Regions from separate parts of the Homo sapiens genome. Here region 1 is linked to region 2. Evidence: chromatin loops called from intact Hi-C (ENCODE). Cell type or tissue: mammary epithelial cell. All regions are shown on one strand. Each heading gives the region's core, and the rest is flanking DNA. Links, peaks and the distances in the headings are about the cores only.

Region 1 (12,147 bases), core at 2,047-10,046, 1.0 Mb before region 2:
TAGTCTGTGCTCTAAAGGAACTAGAAATCTAATAGAGAGATATAAACATGTAAATAAATATTGATTTCTTATTACTCCAAAATATCACCAAAACAAACTGTTGATGAAACAAAGCTGAGTTTATTCTCTTTGCAGTAGGAGTAACACTACCTCAACAGACTTTACTAGTATCTACACATGGTGAGGGTGAATTTGGGATATTTATGAGTTTTGAAGTCTGATTTAAGGCAGGTCTTTCAATGGGAAGAGGGCATTGTTATAATTGATTAAGAATCATGACACAGTAGTTTAAGACTGGTAGATCCAGCACATAAGGATTTTGAGTAGTGGAGTTCAAAGAGTCCTTGCTTATAACTATTGCTTGATGTTCCTGATGAGTTGATCGTTTTTTCAGTAAGTCCCTGGAATGTACAATAAAGTTGATTTGCAACTTTCAATTTTCTAAGCAAAAGTTTCCTGGAATAGTAGAGTTATGTTGATAAAGACAGTAGAATAGTAAAATCATGTTGATTTAAGCATAAGACTGTGTGGTGGTAGATAGTTTCACTTCTTAAAAGTGCAGCAAAACATTATAGACACATGTGTGGAGTATTGTGGGAGCATGAAGGAGGGGGTGGTCAATGATTCCTAGAGTCAGAGTGAGGAAGAATTAGAAAATACTTTACAGACTTGAACTGTATCTTAAAAGGTAAATAATATTCCATTTATGGATATGTCACATTTTGTCTATCCATTCATCAATTAATAAACATTTGGGTTGTTTCCTCTTTGGGGCTACTACAAATAATGCTAATATGATCACTTATGTATAATTACACTTTTTTGGGAACATATGGTTTCATTTCTCTTGGGTATATAGCTAGGAGTAGAATTGCTGGGTCATTTGTAACTCTATGCATAACTTTTTGAGGAACTGCCAAACTATTTTCCAAAGAGGCTGAACCATTTTACATTTCTACCAACAATGTATAAGGTTTTAAATTTCTCCACATCCTTGTCAATGCTGGCTATTTTCTGTTTTGTTTGTTTGATTATAGCTATCCTAGTGGTGTGAAATTGTATCTTGTGGTTTTGACTTGCATTTCCCTAATGACTACTGATGTTGAACATCTTTTCATGCGCTTATTGGACATTTGCATATATTCTTTGAAGAACTGTCTTGTAAATACTTTGCCCATTTTTAATTGGGTTATTTGTTTTTTTATTGTTGAGCTATAAAATTTCATTACTTTGGATATAATTTCCTTATCAGATATATGATTTGCAAATATTTCTCCCACTCTGTGGCTTGTATTTTCACTGTCTTGATGGTATTCTTTGAAGCACAAAAGTTTTACCTTTTTTTATTGAGGTGAAAGTCACATAACATAAAATTAATCATTTTAAAGTGAACAATTCAGTGGCATTTAGTGCATTTAAAATGTTGGGTAACCACAACCTCTGGTAACAAAATATTTTTATCATCTCCAAAGGAAACACTGTACCCATTAAGCAGTTGTTCTCCACTCCTCCTTTCCTCTAGCCCCTGGCATCTACCATTCTTTATTCTGTCTTTATGGATTACCTATTCTTGACAATTCAGATAAATGGAATGATACAATATGTGACTTTTTATATCTGGTTTCTTTCACTTGCTGTAATATTTTTAAGGTTCTTTTACATTGTAGCATGTATCAGTATTTCATGTCTTTAGATGGCCCAATAAATAGGGAAGTGTGTATCCTCTACCTTTGTCCTACTTTTTCAAAATTGTTTTGGGTATTTGGGGCCCCTTGCAATTCCATACTAATTTTAAAATTTGCTTTTCCATTTCTATGAAAAGGCCATTGGAATTTTGATAGAGATTGCATTGAATCTGTAGATTCCTTTGGGTAGTATTGCTATCTTAACAATATTAAGTCTTCCAGTCCTTGAAAACAGGATGTGTTTCCGTTTTATTAGGTGTTTAATTTATTCTAGCAATGTTTTATAGTTTTCAGTGTACAAGTCTTTCATCTCCTTGATTAAATTCATTTCTAAATATTTTATTCTTTTAATGCTATTGTAAGTAAAATTGTTTTCTTAACTTCCTTTTCATTGCCGGTGTATAGAAATACAACTGATTTTTTTGTTTGTTTGTTGGTAGATCTTTTAACCTGTAACTTTAATGAATCTGTTTACAGCTCTTGTAGGTTTTTTGGTGGATTCTTTCAGATTTTCTATATATAGGATCATGTCATCTGCAAATAGAGATAGTTTTACTTTTTCCTTTCCAATTTGGATGCCTTTTATTTATTTTCTTGCCTAATTTATCTGACTAGAACTTCTAGTACAATGTTGAATAACAGTGGTAAAAGCAGGCATCTTTTTCTTGCTCCTGATTTTAAGAGACTACTTTCAGTCTTTCATCATTGAGGAGGATGCTAGCTGTGGGTTTTTCATAAATGCCCTTTAACATGCTGAGGAAGTTCTCTTCTACTCTTAATTTGTTGAAAGTTTTTATCAAGAAAGGGTGGCTGGACTTTGTCAAATGTTTTTCCTGCCTTAATTGAAATTATCATATGTTTTTTTTCCTTCTTTCTTTTAATGTAACATGTTACATTGATTAATTTTCTTATACTAAACAATCCTTTTGTTCCTGGGATAAATCCCACTTGCTCATGATGTATAGTCCTTTTCATATGCCATTGAATTCAGTTTGATAGAATTTTATTGAGAATGTTTATACCTATAGTCACATGAGATAGTTGTAGTTTTCTTTTCCTGTGATGCCTTCATGTGGTTTTGGTATCAAGGTAAAACTGACTTCATAGAATATTCCCTTTTCTTCTGTTTCTTGGGAGAGTTTGAGAAAAATTGGTATTAATTCTTCTTTATATGTTTAGTAGATTTCACCAGTGAAACCGTCTCATCCTGGACTTTTCTTTTTTGGGAGTTTTTTTTTTTTAACTATTGATTCAAACTTTGTAATTGTTATAGGTCTGTTCAGATTTTCTGTTTCTTTCTGAGTCTGTTTAGGTAATTTGTGTGTTTCTCAGAATTTATCCATTTTATCTAGGCTATCTAATTTGTTGTACCAAACAAATTTTGATGAAGTCCAGTTTTTCTACTTTTTTCTTTTGTTGCGTATGCTTTCATTGTCATATCTAAGAAACCGTTGACTAACTCTAGGTAATAAAGAGTTATGTTTATCATGTTTCCTAGGTTTTCCTATAAGACTTTTATAGTTTAACACTTACATTTAGGTCTATAATCCATTTTAAGTTAATTTTTGTATTAATATATGTTATGAGAAAAGGGTTGAGATGTATTGTTTGTTTATTTCTGTATATGGATATATCATTGTTCCAGCATCATTTTTTAAAATAACAGGAGTCTGATGCTCATTAGCTTCCCAAACTTGGTACAAACTTTAGCATCTGGGTGAGGATGTTGCAGGGAGAGTTTTAGTTTGGTGTCAGTTTGGCGGAGAGGGAAGTACAGCTATCTGGTAAAGGCTTTGCTTGTTGGGCAATTCAGAACAAGGAAGGACATACTGACAAGTCTTTCATGTCTCATACCTAAGGCAGAGTGCAGCAGGCCGGCATTTGTGTTCACGGTAGTCATTTCAAGTGCTCATGCTGTACTCCAGCTGCCTGACATTTATCTAATATGCAGCAACTGAGTTGAGCTTTTTTTTTTTTTTTTTTTTTTTTTTTTTTTTTTTTTTTTGAGACAGAGTCTCACTCTGTTGCCCAGGCTGGAGTGCAGTGGCATGATCTCGACTCACTGCAACCTCTGCCTCCCAGGTTCAAGCAATTCGTGTGCCTCAGCCTCTTGAGTAGCTGGGACTACAGGTGTGTGCCACCACACCTGGCTAATTTTTTGTGTTTTAGTAGAGACGGGGTTTCGTCATGTTGCTCTGGCTGGTCTTGAACTCCTGAGCTCAGGCAATCCACCCGACTCGGCCTCCCAAAGTGCTAGGATTACAGGCGTGAGCCACCGCGCCCAGCCCTAGCTGACATTTTTTTTCCTCTCTCATTTCCTTCTCTCAGGACTCTACCTTCTGCTTCCCAAAGTAGCTGCAGATAATCTGGGAGATTGGTTGTTGGTGCAGGGCAGGTAGTAGTAGTAATAGTAGTAGCAAATGACAAGATGGAATCTGGAGAAATAAAGATGTACTTGGCAGGAGGTGAGGAGGAGGAAGGAATAGTGGAACTAGAAAGCAGCCGGAATGACCAGGAAGGGTATCCAAAAACCCAGCCATGAGGCTTTAGTTTTCGCAGAAAGGAGAGATAGAGAACTTTAGTAGTGCACCAGCCTGGCTACTACAACATTCAAGTTGGGGAAAAGTCAGAGGGATGGAGCAGGGAAGACTGAGCACTCAGAGGTATTAATAGAAGGGAAACAAGAGAAAAAGGCAACTTCCATCTCACTGTAGAGAAAATTCAAGAAGTATGAACATAGTTGGGAAACAGCTCCTTCCTCTTCTCAGGCAAACGCTGCTCACACTCTCTTGGGGCCCAATTTCTATTCTCAGGCCTTGCTAGAAGATCAGAACCACTCTGATACTCTTGCTTTAATGTAATGGCTGAGAAAAATAGAATTTTGCCCTGCCCAGAAAACATGTACAGTTTATTAGGAACTGTGACAGGCCCGTGGAGATGATTAATTGGAGAAGAGGGTCTATTTCCGTTGCATCATTCAAACTGCACTCTGGGGGGCAGTGTGGTGTAGTTGAAAGAACACAAGCTTTGTAGCCTGACAGATAAGAGTCCAAATCTGGGTTCTGCCATTTTACTCCTTGTGCACCTTCGGATGAGTTACTTAACCTGTCTGAGTTCTGATTTTTCTCTCTCCAAAAAAAGCAGATTATATGTACCTCATAGAGTTTTTCAGGGAATTAAATGAGAGAATGTCCATAAAGTCCCTTGTACAATGTCTGGTACATATACTAGGAACTCAGTATGTGCCAGTTTCTCCCCCAGTGTCTTATCACTGACTGCATCGTAGGCACAAACTGAAGCTGTCTTCTGTTTCTAAAGGCTTTGACCCCAAAGTTCTACTTTTAGTACTTTTATTAAAATTTTGAAACAATCCAAAGAACAGAAAACATTTTGTGGTCAAGGATGTTCACTGAGTTTGCTCATAGTAAAACAAAGAAAAAATATTCTGAGCACTCCAAATGTAAGCAAATGTTAATTATTTAAAATGACTTCCAAAAATTAAAATAAATTAAAAATGACATCCATGAGGATGTTTAATAACACAGTGATATGTTTACATTCTACTATTAAGGTAACAAAATTTATATATACAATTCTATATACAACTATCTTAAATGTTGAAAAAAATGTATTGAAGCAATATTGAGATAAAAAACACCAAAATATTAATGATGGTTGATCTACCTTTGGGAAGAAGGTTATGAGTTACTTTTTAAAAAACTTTCCTACCATGCACAAAACATGACTTTCATACTGAAAAAAATAAAATTTAATTTAATCACATATCAATTTTTTTTTTTTTTGAAATGGAGTCTTGCTCTGTCACCCAGGCTGGAGTGCAGTGGCGCAATCTCAGCTCACTGCAACCTCCACTTCCCAGGTTCAAGCGATTCTCCTGCCTCAGCCTTCCGAGTAGCTGGGATTATAGGTGCACGCTACCACAACCGGCCAATTTTTGTATTTTTAGTAGAGGTGGGGTTTCACCATGTTTGCTAGGCTGGTCTTGAACTCCTGACCTCAAGTGATCCACCCACCTAGGCATCCCAAAATGCTGGGGGTACAGGCGTGAGCTACCACGCCCAGCCACCACAGACCAATTTTTAAGAGGCTCTTGAGGAATACTCTACAGCAACAAGAATGATCTACAACTATATGCAACAATATGGATACATTTTATAAACATAATGTTGAGCAAAAAGAACTAGATGCAAAAGAATACATAGAAAATAACTCAATTTCTATAGAGTACAAACACAAGCAAAATAAATCTATGCTGTTAGTAATTGGGATAGTGGTAACCCAGGGCAGGAGGTGGGTACTAACTTTTGTATTTGGCCTTCTTTTGCACAATGTTACATTTGTGAAATTCACTGTGAGTGTAGGTTGGGGGTGGGGAGCAGTGACTAAAAAGGGGCAAAGAGGGCTTGTGGGATCTGGTAATGTTCTGTTTCATGAGCAGGGTGCCAGATATGCTTAGTCTGTGAAAATTTAGCATCCTTATTAATGGTGCAATTTTCTATATGTATGTTATACTTCAATAAAAAATTAAAAAATAGGATAAATAGATGATAGATACATAGATAATGAACAGATGATAGAGACTTGGATAAACAGATAGATGACAGATATACATAGATAGATAGATATAGATAGATATACATACGTACATAGATGATAATGTACTGAATGAATGCACATCATCATTTGTGTCTTAGCTGGAGAGCCATCTTTAGAACAAAAAGACAAACTTGTTTTGACCACAAGATGGCAGTATTAGTTGCTTGAGAATCAAATTCCAGGGTGCTTCAGCACAAACATTTCAAGAACCAAATATACAGTGGGTACATATGGACATAAAGACGGGAACAATAGACACTGGGGACAATAAGGGGGGAGAGAAAGGTTGAAAAACTACCTCTTGGTTACTGTGTTCACTACTTGGATGATAGGTTCAATCGTACTGTATTCCAAACCTCAGCATCATGCAATACATCCTTGTAACAAACATGCACATGTAGCCCCCAAATTGAAAATAAAAGTTGAAAAAAAAAAAGCAACACATATTTCTGTTAGTGGAAGAGAATTTAGAGATTTTATACTCTGACCTTCTTTAATTTTCCAGATTAAAAAAAAAATGCCATAGAAGGAGTATTTACCCAAGGACACACTGCTAGTTAGAAGATAACCTAGGCTGAAAACCCCGGTTTCTGGGCTTGCTCTGCCACACTTAAAAGCTCCTATTTTCAGCTATGGTTCCTTTCTATCCCGCTGTGGAAGAGGGAGTTTATTAAGAAGTAACACTCCTCCTTTTATAACTCCAGAAAACATAAGTGTCAAACGGCATAGAAAATTCATGAGCAGAATTGGCAGTACTGACAGGCTGCAGCATGAAATTTCCTTATATGGACTTTTAAAAACATCACATGGCCAATTCCGTCTGAGCTCGCTTAAGCTTCTACTTCCTTAGATGTAAAAGATAGACCCTGTGACCTCTCTGGGTTTTGTTTGTTCTCTCGCTCCCTCTCCTTCTCTTTCTTTCTTTTTTGGGTTCATCCATATTTCATCATATAATTTTGCTTTTTATTTTCTTCTTAGGCAAGAAGTATCGAAGCCAGTACTCAAAAAAATTGAGTGCCAGCTATGTACAAGGAAGGCATAGTACTGTCACCAGAGACCCTCGAAGGTCGGAATCACAAGGTGAGGAGGTCAAACTTAGCTTGATGTTTCCCTTTCCTCTACTCTCTTTTGTAAAATGGCAATGCAGGAATTTTAATCTAAATCTTTTTTAAAGGACTGCTAAGCATTCCCTGGGGTCACTTACATTTCATAAATGGCCAAGGTCATTCCTGACACCTAATAAGAAAACATGATTGTCAACTACTCTGCAGCCCACTAAGTCCAGACTCCAGCTACTCCCACTCTTACCCCCTAGTCTTGCTTCTTGTCACTGACAATCATAAAGGACACCAGCAGAAAAGCTTCTCAGAGGGAAAACACAGGTTACCAGAACTCTTGGTGGCTGAGAGAAAAGTTCTGATTGATTTATTTTTCTGGGTAACTAAAGGATAACCAAAAAAGGCTTCATTGTTTCAACTTTTGTGGCTGAAAATCTTCTGTGTGCCCCTTCTATGTTAGGAAGTAAGAGAACCTGGAGAACATAGTCGGAGCAGATGATTTCATGGATTTAGTCATTGTCTTGCACATCAATTACCATGTTCAAGGAATGAACATGGTAACTGAAATATAACAGCTTTGGAAGTAGTCCAGTCCTTCATTTTACAAATTAGGGAACTGAGGCCCTGAGAAGGAAGTGAATTACCCAAGGTAAGGTCACATGAGTCATAAAGCTTGGAAGGCAGAGAACTAGCTCCAATGTGAGCTTGTATCTTCTAAAATTGGGAAGGAAAATAACCCCACTTAATTTGAAGGTCCTGGCTCACTTAAATAGAAGTCATAAGTTTCCCTGTTCATCTAGTTCTTCTCTAAGTACCAGCCAGAACCCTACTGACAAAGTAAAAGATTGAAGTAGTTTTCTGAATCATTTGGAATGAAACCCCATTGCATAGCTATAGCCTTTAAATATATGTGGTATGGCTGTAAAGCAGTGTGACCAGTTTCCACAAACCACAGAATAAAACTGGGAACACTATTATATATTCATACTGCATGCTCTGGATTTTCCATGGATACAGGGGACAGGAAATCCAGAAATAACCCCCAAACTTGTTTTGAAACCAGTTTCTACCTCCACCTTCAACAAACCTTTTGCAAAAGGCCACGAAGGAGAAGCACATTGACTTAGCCATGACATCACGTTTCTTATCTTTTCTCTTGTGCGTATTTCATTATTTACTGGTACTAATACCAAGGCAAGTATCAAAATAGACAAATGAAAGCAGGGGTAATAAGTAGACGAAAAATGAAAAACAGTCTGTATCTCAAAGAAAGATGGTGAAATAAACATGCACAAGATAAAAGATAAGATAAGAAGAAATGTGATGGTATGGGTAAGTCAATTTTGTTTCTCCTTAGTAGTCTTTTGTAAAAGAGCCCCAAGTGATTTTTGTGCATATTGAAGTTTGTGAGGCACTGATGTAGTAAAAATAACTCTGGATTCAGACTTGGAAAACCAGGTTTCTTTCCTTGCTTCTGCCACTTTGTGGTTTAATAAATTTATCCAAGTGACTTCCTTTCCCTGAGCTTCAATTTTCTCATGAGTAAAATGAGAGATTCAACCAGAAGGCTTCTGAAGGTATTTAAGCCCCAAAGTTCTAGGATTCTAATTAACAGCGAACACTTGACCTTGGATGCTTCCTTGTAAATATGAATAGCTCAACTTCCTTCAGATTAATGAAGTTTATGATTGAAAACCAGGTGGTAAAACACTGGCTTCCTTGGATATTTCCAATTCCTCCTTTCAGATTGCCCCAACTCCACTGACCCTTCCAGGCATTCTGAGATGAGGTGTTCATGGTTGTCACCATTCCAGTTTTGCAAAGTGAGCCCGCATGAAACTACAGGAGAGGGTAGCTGTGCTGATGGTGGGAAGAAACCAGCATCTGAGGCTTTCCCCCAGAGCTAGAGTGAACAAAGGTAAATTCTCAAGGTAAAGAGAGATACAGACAGATTCAGAAACTGATCCCAGTTTACCTGGCACTTCCTCTTCACAGGATCACTTAAGAATAAAGCATTAATTTTACCCTCAGTGTTGATTTTCTTCTTTCTGTTCTTCCATCTCTGAAATCAGGTCAAGTTGGCCCTACCACCATTTAACCATGGCAACAAGCTCCCATGTTTGGCCATGGCCTTATTTTTGTTTGCTTGTTTGTTTTTTAAATTATTTTATTTTAAATTTTGTGGGTACATAGTAGATGTATAGACTTATAGGGTAGACGTGTAGATTTATAGGGTACATGAGTTTTTTGATACAGGCATGCAATGTGAAATAAGCACATTATGGAAAATGGGGTATCCACAGATCCCACTTCTTGATGGAAGGAGTGACAATGAATTTGTGGCCATTTAAAAAAACCTCTATATTATCCAGGAGATAAATAGCACTGAGGGAACTCTCTTCATTCAATGCTAGATTGAAACATGTATACTGCCAGGGTTTCATTTTTCCCATCTAGCTTGGGGTTCACACAAGAAAGCAAGCTCAGCTCACATCATGTCTTAGTTCACTGGATCTTAAAATTTTGGCCAAAAAGGAGAAAATTAGTGAGAACATAGAAAAAAGTGTGCACACTCTCTCTCTGTCTCTCAATCTCTCTTTTTAAACTCCCTTTCCCCTCTTTCTCCTTCCTGTTTTTATAAGATCTAGATGAGCTAAACCACCCACTCTCTGTCTCCTTTCCCCTGAGTTGCACCCTGATCCTGCTCAAATTTTCAAGAGCTGTGGAATGGTGTCTTCCTGCACCAACCCACTGGGATCAGAAAGAATCAAAAGAGCAAACTATGCAGAAAAGAAGGGATCCAAGAGAGCCAAAAGAAAGCAAGGGTTTGTTTGCCTTAGACCAGTTCTATTTATATTTCCTATACTCCACCCTAGCAGGGTGGTCTAATTGTGTGGCTCTGTGGACTCCAGAACTACGCTTTATTTTTGATCCACACCAGACTCCTACTCTGAGCAGGAGGAGAGAATTTCAGCCCCCCATTTCTCTCCCTTTCCAGAGTTACTATGTGTGCCACTTAGCTAATATTTATTACTTATTCTGTGCCAGGCACTGTGCCAAATACTTTACAACCATTATCCCATTTAAGCCTCACAGCAACTCTATGAGGTACATAACATTATTCCCGATTACAGGTGAGAAAACCAAGGCATGGTGAGCTGAAATAACTTGTTCTGGCTCACACTTAGTCTAAAGTAGAACTTAGTTCAGAACCCAGGTAATCTGACCCCAAAGCCTGTGGCAATCTCTCTGTATTTATCTCAGCTGAGCAACAGGGACAATAGTAGTTATCATAAAGCTATAAGAACAGTATATTTATAGTCAATAAGACTTTTGTTTAAGGGCTATATGCAACTAACTGGTATAAATAACAAGTATCAATAAAAGTAGATTTTTAAGAGAGGCTGGGTAATTATAATAACGGCAGTTAACATTAACCAAAAGCATACAATGTGCCAAGAGCTAATGAAATATTTTATCTATATTAAATTGTTAAATACAACAACCTAGGTCAGTATTATTATTATTATATTTGATAATTGAGTAATATAGAGCATAGACAAGGTAAGTAACTTGCCCACAGTCAAACTCAAAGTAAAAGACACAGCAAGGATTTAAACACAGGCAGCTAAACTTGGAAGTACATGCTCTTATATTATGCAATACTGCCTCTCTTGATTGTATCTTCTCTTGAAAGTTGAAATTATAGACACTATTAATCTTTCTGGGAAGATGAAGGTATATAGCCTACCCTAGAAGTGCATGGTATTAAATGTCTAAGAACTATTTTGGTCAAGGTCTTGCATCCTCACTGAAAAGAGTTTTGTTTTATTTTGCTTTTTTATTAGTCTAGTAACGGTATGTGGCATGTAGTGGATGCTCAATAACTAATTTCATGATGGTATAATTTTATTCACTTAATCATATTCTATGAGCTTCAGGATCATGTGAACCAGCAAGCTAAATCAAAACAAATCATTTCTTTTCTGCTTAAGTGTGGTGAACATCATCAGTGCATGAGGCTGTGTACTAAGCATTTGGGGAAACACAAGATAGAAAATCAGTCATTGATAGCTCCCCAAAAGACCTCATCTTATTATTTCTTGTATGTTTGCAGCACTACTCTTTTCCTCTAGAAAGATTATCTTTTTATATCTGATCTCCTAATTCTGGAGTTCTTAGGTTGTCATAAGTTAGTTTTTCTTTTTTTTTTTTTTTTGAGATGGAGTTTGGCTGTTATCACCCAGGCTAGAGTGCAGTGGTGCAATCTTGGCTCACTGCAACCTCCGCCTCCCGGATTCGAGCAATTTTCTTGCCTCAGCCTCCTGAGTAGCTGGGACTACAGGCATGTGCCACTACACTCGGCCATTTTTTTATATTTTTAGTAGAGATGGGGTTTCACCATGTTGGCCAGGCTTGTCTTGAACTTCTGAGCTCAGGTGATCCACCCGCCTTGGCCTCCCAAAGTGCTGGGATTACAGGCGTGAGCCACCGTGCCCGGTCCCGTTTTTTTTTTTTTTTTTCTTTACTCCTATCCCCATTACTTTTTAAGGTATGTTCCCTCCTATGGAGATGGCTCTCTGCCTTGCCGTATTCCACAGACCATGCCTGGGGAGTTGCAACTGCCAATCAGTTTGTTAGAGGAGTGAGTGCAGAAAGCTAACATGGCTGCAGCTTGCCTTTTCTTTCATATGAATGCCAGCCCATCAGCCTACCACATCAATTACAAATCTTTCTGATTTTTCAGTTCATTTATATCTGGCCCCACCCTAATTCACCAACCCCAT
Region 2 (12,147 bases), core at 1,365-9,364:
GTTTGGAAACATGCTGGTGCTGGGAGTGAGAAAAAGACAACAGAGGTAAGAGCCACACTTACTATGGCAACGGGTGTTCTGCCTGGATAAGTTCTGTGACTTAGCAGATCAAGACACTTTGCTAATTTATCTCACTTGCATACAGTGTGACCAAGGAGTAGGCTATTCTAATTCCCTAGTGACCTGACTCCACAACACATGTTGCTGTAGATGGGCCCCAGCTCCCAAAAGACCCATTTATTAGAATTGGACTTGGAACAAGGGGAGAATTGGAACTGAGCCCATCCAGTTCCCTCATAATGAGAAGAATTAGTACTTCAACTATCCCACGTTCTCAGTAACTTGGGCAGGACATTGCTCCTCAAAGTAGTTAATATACCCAAAATAACTGCAGAGCCATGCTCACTTGATGAAACTGCTGGGGTTTAATGGTCTAGGAGCTCCATGCCTCCCCCTTGCCTCTTCCCAATTCTACTCAAGGAAGCAGGATGTATTCCCTGTCGTGACCTCCTCATTTCTCTGCTCAAAAACCTTCAGCGGATTTCCCCCTCATTACCTCCTCAGTCTGCTGCTGAGAGCTCAGTTCATTCCCCATGGCCTCCTCATTATTCCGCTTACAGGCTGTTGGCAGAACCTGGCTTGAGTTGCCTGGGGAATCCTTCTCTTCAGCCAGCTGGCACTCGGTGTACAGAGACCTGTCTATCAGCTCCTTTAGGCTGCCAGCCACCTTCAGGAAGATCCGACCCATTTTGGTGGTAACAGCTTCTGAGAGTCCTTCCAGAAACCTGGTCCGTAGAATGGCATCAGACCAAGACAAATGTCGGGCCAGCAGCAGGAAGTCAGTGGCATACTGCCTGACTGACTTTTGGCCCTGTTTGGGATGGCAAAGAACAGCACTGAGGATGTCTATCTCAGATAGGGAGTCATATATGCCCTGGGATCTTCTCAGGAAAGATTTATTTTCATGTGAGAGAGGTTCTCCTACCTCCATTTGCAAGATGAACCACCTCTCTGCTGCTCCCAGATGAAGAGATACCAGAAATGCCATTCTCTCTGAATCGTCCAAAAACCCCTTCATTTGCTTCTCCTCATCAATCTCCATCTCTTCCTCCACAGAGCATGAGCCCCGGGCTGCTTCCTGCTCTTCTAAGAGGTAGCAGAGTGCTGGGGTCAACATTCCGAAGGATGGCACTTCCTTTGGTGGTGGTTTCGCAGTTTCAGGAGTTGTGGCAGTCATGTGCGATGTGGGCTTTGATCCAGAGGCTGTGATGTTAATGTGAGAGGTGGATGCCTCTCCAGAGTCTGTGGCTTTGATTTCCGGAGTGGACATCACTCCAAAGGCTGTCTGTGGTGTGGACATTGTTCCAGGGCCTGAGGCCCTCATTAGTGGTGTGGACATCCCTCTAGAGTCTGTGGCTGTCATTTGTGGCATGGACATACCCATGCCACATCCAGAGGCTGTGGCTCTTGGTAGTGGCATGGGCATCGATCCAGAAACTGAGGCTCTCATAAATGATGTGGACCTTGCTCCAGAAGCAGAGGCTCTAATTGGCGCTGTGGCCATCCTTCCAGACACGGTATATGTTGTTTGTGACAAGGACATAGATCTAGAGTTCGCAACACTGGTTTGCAATGTGGACGTTGCTCCAGAGGCCATGGTTTCCATTAGCGGCATAGACATCTCTCCAGAAGCCATGGCTGACATTAAAGGCATGGGCATTGTTCCAGAGGCCGGGGCTCTCATTAATGGCTTGGACATCCCTCCAGAGACCATGGCTGTTGTTTGTGCAGTGGACATATGTCCAGAGGCTGAAGCTCTCATTAACTCTGTGGACACAGTCTCACAGGCTGAGGGTCTCCTTAGTGGTGTGGACATAGTTCCAGAGGCTGGAGCTCTTACTAGTGGTGAGGACACCCCTCCAGAGGCTGGGGCTCGCACTGGTAGTGTGCACATGTCTCCAGAAGCTGTGGGCATCATTTGTGATGTGGATGTCACTCTAGAGTCTGGGGCTCTCATCAGTGGCATGGACATCCCTCCAGAGGCTGTGGATCTTGTTAGTGGCATGGACATTGCTCCAGAGATGGGAGCCTTCACTTGTGGCATGGATGACATCATTCCAGAGGCTGTGGCTGTCATTTGTGGAGCAGACATGGCTCCATAAGCTGGGGATCTCAGAGGCGTGGCTATCTCTCCAGAAGCTGGAGCTCTCATTAGTGGTAGGGACATCTCTCCAGAGGATGAAGCTCTTGTGAGCAGTGAGGGCCTCTCTCCAGGGTCTGAGGTTCTCATTAGTGGTGTGGACATTGTTTCAGAGGTCCAGGCTCTCACTGTTGGTGTGGACATCACATCAGAGGTTGGGGAATTCATCTGCATCCCTCCAGCGGTCATGGACTTCATGGGCGACATGGACATCCCTCCAGGATCTTGGGTGCTCATTGGCTGACTGAGCATCTTTCCAGACACTTTGGCTCTCATTAGTGAGGCAGGCATTACTCCTGGGTCTTGAGCTCTCATTAGTGGCATGGACATCCCTCCAGAGACTGTGGCTGTCATTTGTGATGTGGACATTGCTCCAGAAGCTGTGTCTCTCATTAGCGATGCAGACAACCCTCCAGAGGCTGTGTCTGTCATTTGCGGCATGGACAGAGCTCCAGAAACTGTGTCTCTCATTAGCAGTGTGGGCATTGCTTCAGAAGCTGTGGTTGTCATTTTCTCCGTGAACATCGTTCCTGAGGCTTTGGGTGTCATTAGTGGCTTGGACAATGCTCCAGAGGCCAGAGATCTCATTTGTGGACAGGACATCACTCCTGAGGCTGTGTCTCTCATTAACAGCGTGGATGTTGATCCAGAGGTTTGGGCTGTCATTAGTGGGGTGGACATTGCTCCAGAAGTCATGGCTTTCATCTGTGCTGCAGATGTCAATCCTGAGGCCATGGTTCTCATTTGTGGCATGGACATTGCTTCAGAGACAGGGGCTCTCATTTGCAGCATGGACATTGATCCAGAGGCTGGGACTGTCAATTGTGGCATGGACATTGTTTCAGAGGCTGTTGCCGTAACTGGTTGGGTGGACATTGCTCCAGAAGTTGGAGCTCTCCTCAGTGGCGTGGACATCTTTCCAGAGGCTGTGGCTCTCTTGTATTGTTTTGCCACGGCTTTCATAGAGCCTGTGGGCATTGCTCCAGAAGTTTTGGCCATTGTTAACTGTGCGGACATTACTCTAGAGGCTGTGGCTGACATTTGCTCTGTGGACATCACTCCAGAGCTTGGGACTGTCATCAGTGAGGTGGTCATGGCTCCAGAGGCTGGAACTGTCTTTTGCAATGTAGACATATTTCCAGAGGCTGGGGCTCCCATTAGCGGTGTGGACATTGCTCCAGAATCTAAAGCTCTTACTGGTGGTGCAGACATCACCCCAGAGGCTGTTGCTCTCACTGGCGGATTAGACATCATTTCAGAGTCTACATTTTGTGTTGACCATGGGGACATCGCCCCAGAGCCTGGGGCTGGCATCGTTTGGGTGGGCATCACTCCAGAGGGTAGGGCCGTCATTAGTGCTGGGGACATTGCTTCAGCATCTGGAGCTGGCTTTGGTAATGTGGACATTTCTCCAGCATCTGGGACTGACAGTAGCGGTGTGGACATTACTTCAGAGCCTGGAGATGACATTAAAAGCGATGACATTATTCCAGAGTCTAGATCTGACATGAGCGGGGTAGGTATTCCCCCAGAGTTTTGGGTGCTTGTTGGCTGGGGTGATGTACCTCCAGAAGCTACAGCTGACATTATCAGTGAGGATATTGCTTCAGAGTCCGTGCCTGACATTAGCAGCGAAGATATCTCTCCAGAGGCTAGAGCAGTCATTAGCACTTTGGACATTGCTTCGGTGTCTTCATCTGTAATTTGCAATGGGGACATTGCCTCAGAGCTGGGAGCTGGCACTGGCTGTGTAGACATCACTCCAGGATTCATATCTTGCATTAGAATTGGGGATAACTCTCCAGAATCTGGGGCTAGCATTAATGGTGTGGACATTGCCTCAGAGGATGAAGTGCTCATTATAGGTGTACACACCACTCCAGAGGATGGAGCTGGCATTGCCAATGGTGATATCTCTGCAGAATCTGGTGCTACCATTAGCGTTGCGGACATCGTTCCAAAATCAGGAATTGTCATCATCCCTGGGGACATTACCCCATACTCTGAAGTGGACAGCAATGGGGACAATGTTCCAGAATCTAAGGCTGGCATTAGCAATGGGGACAGTGCCCCAGAGTCTGAGGCTGGCATTAGCAATGGGGAAAGTGCCCCAGAGTCTGAGGCTGGCATTAGGGGTGGGGACAATGCTCCAGAGTTTGGTACTCCCATTAGAGGTGCAGACATGGTGTCAAAGACTGGAGATGTCATCAACTGTGTGGATGTCCCTCCAGGGTCTGAGGCTGAAGTTGAGACTATAGGCAACTGTACATGAGAATGCAGAATCTGTACGTCTGCTCTGGTCTCTGTCATTGGTCTACAGAAGGCCATCTGCTTGTTTTGGGGCTCAACATTTTCCTCCCTCATTGTATTGTTGAATCGCAGTGAATGTAAGGGTATTGACATATCTGCCACAGCCACAGGATAGTGTGGAGGGAGCCCAGGAGGCAAGAAAATCTGTAAACAAGAAACAAGTTTAGAGGTCAAAAGCCAGTATCAAGAAGATTTGGAAACAGACAAATTGTTCATGGTGGAGACCTGTTTTTATGCGTTGTCAGGTATATGGCATTGAAGGTGAGGCTATCAGATTAAAGAAGCTGTGAAGCAATGAACAACTTTGGAGCTGGAGCAAATGTCCCTTCTGCCTCTATCCTTTTCAAACCAACCCAGCCTCTCAGTTTGTAAATGCTATAAACGCCAGCAGCCTCCGCAGCCAGGAGCCTGGGCAGTCCTGACTCAAATAAAGCAGCAGCACCACCTTCTGGCCAAATGTGAGAAATGCGGATTCCTGGCCTGTATTCTATCCCACGGCAGTACTCACAAGCCAGCCAAGGTACTGGCAAGCCTGAATGGGAAAGTCCTTTGCCCCAGGATAATTATTAGTTCCTGGGGCTCATTGAATTCTGCCAGTGGTTTAATCCTCATTTTACTACTCTGATGGCCCTGAATGTTCTCAGGAAAAGGGAGACATTTATCTAATCAATGACTGAGAGCAACATTCCATGAACTGAAAATTCTGCTTATTATTTTCATTATTCTTATTAATAACAGCAACCACCACCCCATTACTACTATTTATTTATTGCTTCACGTAGTATGTGCCAGGCACTGTACTTTAGACAACTGTCACAACTTCCTATAACGTGAGGGCCTTTGTAAGCATTATCCCATTTGGGTCTTACAATCTCCTGGGCAATAGATATTATTATCCCCATTTTACAAGCTTTCTCAGATTAGCCAGGGTCAAGGCTAAAATAGGGTCACTGCAACAGTAACAAACTGTATAGCATTGACTCTGACCCCCTCCTGGGGGTTGCCTAGTGTTTGGCATCCCTGAGCTTGCATTCAATTATTTCTCTGACATCCCAGATCATGGGTCACTTAAAGCCCAGTGTCTGGCATGTCCAAGTTTCAAGTTTCTCTGATGCCATGGGGGTGGGCAATCCAGAGCCTCACCCCTCCAGCCTGCTCCAATAAGCAGCCCAGAAGGGGCTTTTGGACACACGGCTTGGAAGCCAATGCAAATATTACACAATGTTGACATGTCCCCACAGCCTGCCCATGCCAAAAGCAGAAAACTTGCTACTTTGGGACAATGTCACAAAAGTCATCAACCTCATGGAATTGTGATTCCATAATAATGAGAAAACCTGCAACAGAAACGCTAACAGTGAACATTTCTTTAGCATGCACTGACTGGCAAACACTCTGCTAGGCACTTTACATGTATCATCTCATGTGGTTCCCATAGCAACACTAAGAGATTTCGGTTGTACTCTTCCTTTATCTTACAAATGAGAAAATTCAGACCCAGAGAAGCTTAATAGTTTGCCTGCAGTCACATAGATTCCTGGGTCCATCCAGTTCCAGAGCCCCCTACTCTTCACCAAGGTGCTATAAAGATCCACCTCTCCCCCTTACTCAGTCACACTACCGAGACCCCTGCCTCTGTCTCCAGCCTGGACAACCCCAAGATGGGTTGTCATAAAAGAAATGCTGGCCTCCTGCTGACACCCTGGTTATTGTAATAATTGTAATAATTGGTGCAATGGGAAAGATGAGTCAAAAAAGCAGCCATAGACCTCCACCTCCCATCTTCAGAAAAATATCTGAACATGCCACAGTTTCCCACCAGGCAAAACCCAGAAAGATCTTACCTTGCCAGTGACGGAGAAGAGGGAGAGAGTATCCTTTGCGCCCCTAGCTCTTTCACTCTGGCCAATTAACTTATACCTCGTGCCCAGCCAGTTCATTAAAGTAAGACCCAGTACCAACAGCTGTTCTCTGCAATCTCCCTTTGCTATCCCCTGCCACGCCCCCCTGCCCGCCAGCCAGCCTGCCCGCCCACCCGCCCCACTGCTCCTGACTTGCTACTGCTTGCTCTGTCTCTCTGGTCCCAGATTCCTGCCTCTATATAGGCTCTGACATTTGCCTCTGGCCGCCTTTCACTTGACAGTCCTCCAGAAGCTCCGCCTTAGCACTTGGCCTATGCAACTCCACCCCTCTTCCCTGTCGCCCCCAACAGTCCCACCAGCCTATGCCCCACCCCACTCTGCCCAAAGAAAAGAGGAGATTGACACAATTAAAAAGATGAGATGAAAAGGGTCCTGGCTCAGGAAACAAGATACGTGCCCTCTGCAGTTGAACAGACACAGGAGTCCTGGGACCCAGGCACTGCAACTGATATGACATGGAAGCACAGGCAGAGGGCTCGAGGGAAAGAAACTGAGGCTGGAGATTGAGTGGAGCAGCATCAGAAACGTTCAAAGAGGTTCAGGTGCAGGGAAAGAGGGTTTGGGAGGATGGACAGTGGGGGCTGGCAAGCAAACACCTTAATAGAGCCCTGTAATGGTGATCATAACGAAGACAATTTACCCCAGGGTCACAGACACGGAGAAAAATCCAGCGACCGGTATCCCTGCCATAGGGCTAGGATTCAACAGAAAGGCTCCATGGATTTCAGACAGCTAGCAAGAAAAGCACACCAGCCTTGAGCATACCAGCTGAGGGCTTGTTCATACAAACATGGCTACAGCCTGCTTTCTAGAACTGGGGCACAAGGTCAGAGTAGAGCTAGCAGAAAGGTTTACCAGAGTACTCCAGTTTTCCTGAACTGGTGCACTCAGTCTAAGGGGAGAAACCCTCAGTCTAAGGGGAGAATTGGTCCCTGAGCCTTGGATAGGGCAAAGCCTCCAGGTGAAGTTCAAGTAGCCTAGGTATAGGGATGTAGAGTTTGACAAGGGAGGCATTCAGGTCGTTATAAACCTCATAATTAACGACCAACAACAACTGAGCACTTGGGCTAAGCACTACATATGCATTATATAATTCCGACCTCCCAGCAACACCTGTAAGGTAGGCACTGAGATCATTCCCATTTTATACATGAGGAAATGGGCTTGGAGAAGTCTATGTGACCACGGTCACATAAAATAATAATAATAATTTTTTTTAAATCCCAGATTTCAGCCCTGGCCATTCTGTTTCCAAAATATTTTTATCTCTTTGTAATCAGACAAGTGATTAGAAACTCGGAGTACTCTTCTCACTGCCATCTCCCCTACATCCCCACACCACAAAGCAAGGAAACTTTCTTACTACAAATGGCTGAATCCTTGTAGTAATAATAACAACAACAACTGATATTGCTTGAACTCTTCCCATATGCCAAGAATGGGGCTGAGGGCTTCACCAGCATTATCTCATTTGATCTTGACAATTACCCTGTGAGCTAGGTCCTTTAAATTCTCAGTATACAGGTAAGGAAACTGAGCCTCCATGAGATGAATTGACATGACCAAAGGCACACAGCTCTGTGTGACTCCAGAGCTCACTATAGCATACTACTCAAAAGAAAAATTCCAGTCGCTCTCCTCTCCCTTCAAAGCAAAAAAAAAAAAAAAAAAAAAAAAGTCACAGAATAGCCATTCTATTAACAATGGCCTCACAACAACTACTATTATTATTATTAACACACCTAACAATTAAAGCTAACGTTTACTGTGCCAGGCCCTGTGCTAAGTGCTTTACCTATATGATCTCATTTGACACTCACAACATACTACGAGGTAGGTTCTATTAGCACCTTCATTTTCCAGATGAGAACAGAGGAACAGAGAGGTTAACTAGCTTTCCCAATGTCACACAGCTACAGGGCACTGTTGTTTATTTCTAATGCAACAATTTTGGAAATAACCTAAGTGTCTAATGTTAGAACACAACTTGTTTAATGATTAAACGAATCATGGTGCAATTGTAGCAGCCACTATTGTAGCCATTGAAAATATATTCTAATGTGTACATGAGGATCTGATTATCATAAAGATAAATATGTAGATTTCTGCATAGAAAAAAAATCTGGAAGGATATATACCAAAACGCCAACAGTGACCACAGTTGAATGATGGGATTAGAGGGGATTTTTAATTTTCATTTTCCTTATCTGTATTTTCTCATTGGTCTATAATGGACCCATAATACGAAAAGAAAAAAACTAATAAAAGTTAATTTTATTTTTTTTAAAGATATGTTTCCCTAGGGTTCTTTCTCAAGCCCTTTTCACTCCTCTCCTTGCAAGCTCTCTCTAGGAATCCCGGACATCCACCCCCCGACCCAAGCAATCTTTCTACCCCGACAAGCTTAATGGTTGTACCACTTTATTTTGTGTTTTATTTTTGGTTTGTTTTTAAAAATAATTTCTTCTTTCTCTAACTTTTATTTATGTTTAGTAATTCCATAAGTAATCTAGGAATATATTCTTAGGATAAAGACTTGAAATCCTCCGTACAGACAAAGCTAAACTCCTGAAAATGCCCCACCCCCCATTCCCCGCAAGTCCCATTCCTCTGTCTGTTCACAGTTGGGTGTGTCTCCTTCCAAACTTTCTCTAGCTGCAATGGCATTCAGAGTTCATATCATTCAATTGCTTGCAAAACCCAGTGTGTGCAAAGAGCTGCAGTTAGAAAACCATGCTAGCACTGGTCACCCCAGGGTTCCAAGTTCTGACCCATTGTGACTATTTTCATCAGCCTGCTTCTAAGGAGGCTACTGAGAGAGGGTTCTTGCATGCTCAGCCCATGTGAGGCATAGACTTCCGTTCTATTAAAGCCAGAGTCTCTAGGAACACAGAGAAGAGAGGCCTTCTAAGGAAGGAAAAGCCCAGAATTTACCGCTTAGCATCTCTCAGGTCCCTCACGTCCCACCCAGTCTGCACTGATCAATACGGCTAGGAGGTGTCATGCTCCTGCCGCCTCACAAAAGGTAATTGAGTTTAGGGGATTGCATGGCTAGCTGCTCAGGGAAATAAGAATAAACAAGAGACGGTTCAATATGTCAACAAATAGCTTTCCAGCTGTTGAAAATAAGCCTTTCCCTAGATTCTCAACAATATTCTTTCCCCAAGTCCTAGCAAATAGGCATCCAGATAACTGAAAACAGACAACCTAAGGCTAAAGAAATACCTGGTCTACTTTAGGATCTTCTTCCTTCCTTGATCATTCAGGGAAGTAGAAGCCCTCCCCACTTCCTTCCTCCCCCACAGCCCTGACACTTAAAATGCGCACCGGCTCTTTATAAATAAAGAGGGGGAAATAGCTAGCATTTACTGAGTGCTTACTATTCCAGGCACTATGTTAAACACTTTACATACCTCATCTTATTTATTGAACGATAAACAAACAAAGTGGCTTTTTTACTCCCATTTTCTAAATCAGCTAAAGAACTGAACTAGAGAGAAATTAAAATGAAGTAACTTACCTTGGCTCTCACCGCTGAGAGGGAGCGAAGCTGGGCTTGTCACTCGGGTCTGTCTGACTCAGCCAGTGCTCTTAACTCACAGGAGAGTCACACACTGTCTTCAAGTCTCTGAAGGGCTGTCATATGGAAGAGAGGGTAGGTGTGTTCTGGGTAGCTCCAAAGAAAAGGATTTGACTGTTAGTTGGGAATTATGCTTTCATTGGATGTGCTGCAAATTCCCCAAACAACATGTATATGCATGTCCAACTCTATAGGGAAAAGAACATTATAAGAAGAGCAAACGGAACTGCCTTGCATTAGGTGCCGGTCTGAAGGATCTGTGGAATCAGAGAGAACAGGAGGGATACCAGAGGACTGCAAATGGGCAGTGTCCCAATTTTCTTAAATAAGGAAACTACAGACCAGTATACCGTAAACTCCAAAGCTGTAAGCTTGATGTCAATCCTCGGAGAGATTCTGCTGCAGATTGCGAAGCAGGTAATTTATAAGCACTTAGAACACAAGTGGCAATAGGAGGTACCTAGAGGTACTAGCAGAACACTCAAAATTAGACCAGGTTCCCAGACTTGCAGCTAATGCAACCCAAAATTTCAGGGACTGATATTGAACTTCCAGATTTTTATTTTCCCAAGTAAAATCATTAAGAAACAGAACAACCACAAATCATCATTTTCTAAAAAGAAGGGGCTTCCTTTCAACACCAAAAGAGAAGGAAATAACCTCAGAATAAAGAATAATACATGAAATAGATTTCTCTTCTCTGCGAAACATTTACTACCTAGTCCTCAGGCTTTCTCATTGCACGGTGGACTGCTGCAATTTTCCTGGAGGATGGGCACTTGTCCAAGGACCTGCTTTAGGGAATCACTCACAGTTAAGGTATCAACACAGATAAGATCATATACCTGTAAAACAGGAAGTCTTTCTGGCCAGAAGAGAGAAGAACAGAGTTTGACCTTAGCCTAAATGAGGACATTAACACAGATAAAGTATCCACAGGAATGGACAGAGAGAAATAAAAGTTGCCAAGTGCGGATTCAAGCCCTGCTGAGGCGGGACTTGGCCATCACATTTGACCTGTGCCACCCCTTGGACCACATGCCTCTCTTGTAGGAATAAGTGTCTGATGCCATTAAGCATTTGGACCACAAATCAGTTTCCGGCTTGAGACTCTCCAAGCAAACTTCAGACCACTAGTCTTCCCAGGGATAGTTCTTAAAGCAGAAAAATTCAAAACCAGCTGAATACCATTGCCAGAGTGGGAGTTCTGCAACAACCTAGAAGGAGGTCCATAGCCTTGATCCTCTCCTGATTAGCATTTTTAATCAATGGTGTAAATAAAGGCATGGACAGGATTCTTACACAAATTCTCTGGGGCTGAGAAGAACCTCTATGATCAGCCTAGCAAGTAGGTTTACATTTTAAGCTCCACGGTTTACAATATGTCTATCTGCATTTGGTAATTTTCTCTCATGTTCTTTGTTGCCAGAGCACTGAGTTTCTACAGTTTACGCACCTCATGGAAAATGCTTAGTGAACATATGCTAGCTTTGCACCCACCCTGAAGTGCAGATCCGATCGTGTTTACAACTACTAAGCATTCATCCCAATCTTCTGTTCTCTCAAATAACTGGTAATAATGTAGACTTCCTTGATGAGAGAAGAGAACAAACTAATGCCCTCTTCTTTACATAATTGGCCCCATTTCCAAAAGACTTTAAATTGGAATTTGACCACATCTGTTGACATTGACCTTGGTTGTGTAGGTAAAGGTAGCACAGTACACAGTACTTGCCATACCCTCTGAAACTGCATTTCTCAAAATAAAAGTGTGGTGGGGAAACCCTGCATCAAGTGCTCCCTGGGAAAACTGCTAAAACACAGATTTGTAGGGGGAGGGAGACTCTACCCACAAAGAGTCAGATTCAATATAGGTCTGGGGTGACGCCAAGGAACCTGCATTTAACCCAAGTGATTCTGAAACACTAGAGTTTCAGAACCACTGGCTTTGGGGTTCCTACACTCTCATTTTAACTTCAAACAGGCCTGGGCTTGAACCTCAATACTTCAAGTTAGTTCACCTCAGTTTCCTCATCTGTAAAACAGGCATAATAACAGTACCTACCTCGCATGTTCTTTGAATGTTTTAAACAAAACAACGTGTAAAGAATCTGGCACATAGTTGAAGTTCAGTA

What was found. A loop is a pair of places that touch in the nucleus more often than their neighbours do. Peaks named below come from ENCODE experiments on the same cell type or tissue, not always from the same donor. Only the 100,000 strongest peaks of a DNase experiment are listed, where the experiment ranks them.
Region 1: it touches region 2 in a loop (6-fold over the local background); 11 of 110 quality-filtered maps call a loop at or near these places.

What each region holds. Positions count from the first base shown.
Region 1 is chrX:111,440,017-111,452,163 of GRCh38, reverse strand. No RefSeq gene overlaps it. Among named protein-coding and RNA genes, the nearest start is that of DCX, 34 kb to the right of the region's middle. In mammary epithelial cell, for the core only: CTCF peaks have their summits at 4,675 and 6,454 (motif pointing right); no DNase peak of the experiment used is centred there.
Region 2 is chrX:110,443,074-110,455,220 of GRCh38, reverse strand. RTL9 (retrotransposon Gag like 9) reads right to left here. Exons shown (of 4, transcript NM_001385449.1): 2 at 9,953-10,068; 3 at 557-4,654; 4 at 1-19. The coding sequence starts at 4,603. Among named protein-coding and RNA genes, the nearest start is that of CRIPTO3, 72 kb to the left of the region's middle. In mammary epithelial cell, for the core only: a CTCF peak has its summit at 4,964 (motif pointing left); a DNase peak (open chromatin) is centred at 4,950; H3K27me3 peaks cover 214 bases.